Regions from separate parts of the Homo sapiens genome. Here region 2 is linked to region 1. A link is an interaction called in ENCODE POLR2A ChIA-PET data of the cell type or tissue named here. Cell type or tissue: CD4-positive, alpha-beta T cell. All regions are shown on one strand. Region 1 overlaps LOC124903949 (a long non-coding RNA gene). Region 2 overlaps CSMD2 (CUB and Sushi multiple domains 2).

What was found. ChIA-PET counts read pairs that join two places held together with the same protein. Peaks named below come from ENCODE experiments on the same cell type or tissue, not always from the same donor. Only the 100,000 strongest peaks of a DNase experiment are listed, where the experiment ranks them.
Region 2: POLR2A ChIA-PET joins it to region 1 with 5 read pairs; 1 of 35 experiments calls an interaction of 5 or more read pairs at or near these places.

The regions. Positions count from the first base shown.
Region 1 is chr1:32,344,343-32,346,842 of GRCh38, forward strand. The region is part of intron 1 of LOC124903949 (a long non-coding RNA gene); the gene reads left to right. The region is part of intron 2 of LOC105378629 (a long non-coding RNA gene); the gene reads right to left. Among named protein-coding and RNA genes, the nearest start is that of MARCKSL1, 9.4 kb to the left of the region's middle. In CD4-positive, alpha-beta T cell, no CTCF peak of the experiment used is centred here; a DNase peak (open chromatin) is centred at 1,299.
Region 2 is chr1:33,632,275-33,634,774 of GRCh38, forward strand. CSMD2 (CUB and Sushi multiple domains 2) reads right to left here. Exons shown (of 71, transcript NM_001281956.2): 32 at 1,148-1,261. Among named protein-coding and RNA genes, the nearest start is that of ZSCAN20, 160 kb to the left of the region's middle. RefSeq lists an enhancer at 1,261-1,767. In CD4-positive, alpha-beta T cell, CTCF peaks have their summits at 906 (motif pointing right) and 1,107; a DNase peak (open chromatin) is centred at 947.

The DNA of each region.
Region 1 (2,500 bases):
TAGCTGGGATTACAGGTGCCTGCCACCACGCTCAGCTAATTTTTGTATTTTTAGTAGAGACAGGGTTTCACCATGCTGGCCTGGCTGGTCTCGAACTCCTGACCTCAGGCTATCTGCCTGCTTCAGCCTCCCAAAGTGCTGGGATTACAGGCATGAGCCACTGCACCAGGCCTAAATTCCCCTTCTCTTCTGCTTGTTCAGAGAGGTCTCATATCCCTAGCGACCCTTCCCTAGTGCCTCACCTCTCACCACTGTTGCATTGGGGAATACACATACTTTTGGGGGGACACATTCAAGCCATAGCACTCCAGTTGGCCTGCTGAGCTTCAACTCGACTGGCTTCTCAGTTCCTCTGAGTGCTGAGCTCCGTCCTGCCTCAGGGCCTTTGAACATGCTGTTTCCTCTGCCCAGCATTCCTCTCTACTTGCTAAATTTCTACTCTTCTCTTTTTTTTTTTTTTTTTTTTGAGACGGAGTCTCACTCTGTCGCCCAGGCTAGAGTGCAGTGGCACAATCTCGGCTCACTGCAACCTCCACCTCCCGAGTTCAAGCAATTCTCCTGCCTCAACCTCCCGAGTAGCTGGGATTACAGGTGCCCACCACTATGCCCAGCTAATTTTTGTATTTTTAGTAGAGATGGGGTTTCACCATGTTGGCCAGGCTGGTCTCAAACTGCTGACCTCAAATGATCTGCCCGCCTCGGCCTCCCAAAGTGCTGGGATTACAGGGGTGAACCACTGCGCCCGGCCTACTCTTCTTTTAAAACCCAGATCAAGCCACTCCCGAGGAGCTTTCCAGAGTCCCCAGGAGGAAGGACTGGCTCTTCCCACCATAGACTCCATCGCTCTGAGCTTTGGGCTCGGCACCTCTCACACCTTACTTACCTCCTCCACTGCCCAAGCCAGGAACCTGGACTGATCTCAGCTCATTGCTCCTCTCCATGCCTCGCCCTGTGGAAGACCCTTCATTCACCTGGGCTGGGTTACGTCATCAGCTTCTCACTGACCTCTCTGCCAACCAGTTCTGCCCCTCCAGACATTCTCCACTGTCTCAGGGTCACTTTCTAATAGAGGGTGCTCAGCAGCTATTTGTTGACAGACAAAGTAAACGAGGGGAGGAATGAACAAAGGCGTGACAGAAGTGTAAAAACAAATGTGCTCCCCTTGGATTTTAACCTTTCAGTGGCTCCCTATTGCTCTCAGGACCAAGCCCGAGCCTTACATTTAAGGTATTTGCTATCGGAGCCCCACAACACACTCTGGGCTTCTGGCCAAGCCATAACCTTGCTCTCCTTCCTGCCTTTGCACAGGCAGTCCCCTCTGCCTGGCTGTCTTTCCCTGCTGTTGCAGTAATCGAGGTCAGAGATGATGGGGCCTGAACTCAAGTGGAAGGGAGAGTTGGCCAGCACCCACGTGTCTTGAGCTCATGGTTCTCCCTGCTCTCAGTGCCGGGGCTTAAGAGGGTAGCCTTGGAGTTGAAGTTCCAGGTGCCTGTTAGAATCCCCATGGAGCCATCAGGCTGGCAGTTAATACCTGAAGCTCCATCTCCAGGTAATAGTTCAGGGGTGATCCCAAATTTGAAGCCAAAGGGCTCAACGGGATCCACTAGAGAGAAAGAGTGGCTCAAGAAGGGAAGGCAGAGCCAGGCTTGGTGCGGTGGCTCATGCCTGTAATCCCAGCACTTTGGGAGGCTGAGGCGGGAGGATTGCTTGAGCCCAGGAGTTCGAGACCAGCCTGGGCAATGTAGTGAGACCCCCCATCTCTAAAAGAAAAAAAAAAAAGAAGGCAGAAGACATTTAGACTCCCATCAGGGGATCAGCTGATGGCCAGTGAGCCAGGAGCAGGGGTGTCCTCAAGGCTGGGGGAAGAAACAGCTTCCGGAAGGAGTGAGTGATCCACCATGTTAAATGCCACTGAAAGGCAGAGGAAAGGAGAGGGAAGGAGCACGGGGGACGTTCAGGAGCAGCAGCCACAGGACTCAGGGAAGGACTCAACGTGGGAGTGGGGAGGTGGGAGGGCTGAGAGGGACCGAAGGTCTGGCTTGGGAAAATGGGCAGAAGGGCGTGTCAAGCACCACGGAGGAAGCTGGGGAAGAGCAGCGGTGTGTGCATAGAAAAAGAGGGGTCGGTTTGGTCCAGGCTAAACCAAGGTGGCTTTGGGATGTCATTAGATCTATGGCCTGGAGAGAAATCTGTGTTGGAGAGAAAAAATGAGACCATCGACCACCCCTCTGTCTGTCTTTTCTCTCTCCTATATCTATGAGCTCAGCTATATGCTACTCTGAAGTCTCTATCTCCAGCCTAGATCTTTGTCCAGAACTCCCGGTGACCTTGGAGGTCACCCTGGATGTCCCATAGGGACCTGTAAAACAGACAAACAGGCCCCAGTGGACACAGATCAGAGAGGACAGAGTTGGAGGCAGGAAACCCAGGGAAAAGTCAATGGACTCGTCCAGACAAAGGCAATGGTGGCCTGAACTAGGCGAGGGAACAGGGTAGAGGA
Region 2 (2,500 bases), 1.3 Mb after region 1:
TTGATAGCATGGGAAATTTACATATTCTGACATTAAAGCACCCTGAAGAAAATTATATAGCAAAAGACAAGCTGGAGAGGAGGGCTTTTTATAGCATATTATATATATTTATGTAGCTTATAAAATATGGAGCTCTACTCAATAAATAAGAAAATAAGTGCTTGTAGAAAAATCGACACAAATTCACAATAAATTCACAAATAAAAAATGCACAGGCCAATAAACACATTATAAAAATTTAACCTAACTAGTAATAAAACAAGGCAAATTAGAAAATGAGATACCATTTTCACTTTTCAAACTGATGACGCTTTTGTTTTTTTAATTACCTGGTTTTTGTGAGAATAAAACATGCCCTCTTTCTTGTTGGTGATCAAACTGACAAGATCTTTCTAGAGGGATATTTGATAATCTGCATAAAAAGCCTTAAAGATCTCACATATCCTTTAACTTGACAATTCCACTTCTAGATATTCTAAAGTAACAGAAATGTATATAAAGATGTATGTACAATACATTGCATTACTATTCATAAGCACAAAACATTACAATCTAAATGTTCAATAATAGGGAATTCGTTACATAAATTTTAACTAACTGTATGAGAGACTACTATGTAGCACTTAAAAATCCTAGCCTAGAAGAAAAAAAATGACAGAGAAAAGCTCGTAGCGAATATTTCAATAAAATATGTATATTGGTTTGTTGAATAAAATATGTAAACGTCGAAGTAGATACAAAGACTGGAAGGAAATCCACTACATCTTGTCAGTGGCTCTTTCGGGGTAGTCTTTATTTTGATTCTGTATGCAATTATTTTGTTTTGTCACTAAGTTTTCTATAATGAAAATGCAATACATTTATAGTAAGAAAAAAAGTTGCATCTGAATACGAACCAACAGGAGAAGGCTACACCACAAGGGGGCGGTGTAGACACAGTCTGGGTGAGGGCAGCTGCTGAAGGCCCCGCTAGTTGGAGCTCTCACGAGCTGGCTGCTGCGTTGTAGACAAGCACCAGAACACGACAGGCACGCAGAGCCGTAGGGTTCCACCTGCGGCCATGGGGTGCTTCTAGAGCCTCCTTCCTTTAGCCGGACGTGATGCCCCCGGCCCACAACCATCCCCACACTGGCCGAGCCCCGGATACCTGTATGGGAGCCCGAGAGGGAGCTGAGGAGCCGCGAGTGCTGGCTGTGGCCGTCGTGAACCTCCACCACGTCGTTGAGGGCCGTGTGAAAGAAGGCGAACTGGCCAAACACCACTGTGGAGGAGACACAGTGTGGGGACTGGGCAGGCACGCTGGGGGCAGGAGAGGGGATCTAGGGGTCTAGGGGCCCAAGCCAGGAGGAGGGCAGCCCTGGGGAAGTTGTTGGTTCCTGGGCTGTGGCTTGCTGCACTGGTTAGTGCAGTGGCACAGTCTGGCAGTGGCCAGACACCCGGCACAGGGAGGCGGGGAGCTGGGAAGGCCGGGCTGGCCTTCACAAGGGTCAAGACAACATGGAGGGCTGCACCCAAAGGTCAGGCGGGTAGAGGCGAAATGGAGCCAACTTTGTTCCTTTCCCAGATAGCAGCTGCAGCAGCTATCTGGAGGCCATCAGAGGGCTTTGGGTACCATCCCTCATTCTCCATGCGATGTCAGGACCCCACATTCATGCGTCCCAACGTCAGTTAGTCAGTGTCATTGAGTTGAAAACTGTATACAGAGATCTGTAGTCAGTGCTGTGAGCTCCTTATCACTGGAGGGATCCAGGCACAAACTGCATGCCCACCTACCAAGGATTCTGCTCTGGGTAGCAGATCAGATTGGACAGCCTTTCAGGACTTTTCTAACTGCGATCCTGCAGGTCTGAGGCCCCTGCCACCTCAGTATATTGGGGAGTGTGTGTACATGTACATAGGTGTCCTGGTTCTGGGGCAGGAGTGGGTGTACTGATGGCTGGAGCTATGGGTAGAGATGAGACTGGGAATTTATAGAGGACAGAGAACATGTCTCTCTCATCTCTGCAACTCCAGGACCCAGTAAAGTGCGTGGCCCCCAATGGGTGCTTACTAAATGTTTGGCGAACGCCTCAAGCATCAGGCCTTGCTCTGTGCTTGCCCATCCTGTCTTGGGGAATAAGGAGCTGGCTCTCTGCAGGCTGCTCCCTCCGTCCTGCTCCTCCCCTGGGTGGTCGGGACATGTTGATGTCCTTTGCCACATCCAACATCAATTGTGTTTAGATATGGTTGTTAGTCCTCCTACAAAGAGGAGATCCAGGAAGAAAGAAGCCAGCCTGGTCACCTGGTTGCCCTTCATCTTCCTGAATGCCTCCAAGGCTGGCAGGACTCTTGAATGTCCCCACTGCCAACCAGGTAATGAGCCTGGGTTGGTTTTTCTGCCCACATCTCTTGGAATCTGGAAGTTTCTCTGTCTTCCCAGGGCACTGGTCTGCTTTTCACTTTTTTCTTGCTTGTCCTACCTATAGCTTCTGGACCAGGCTTTGGTTCTCAGATGGGACAC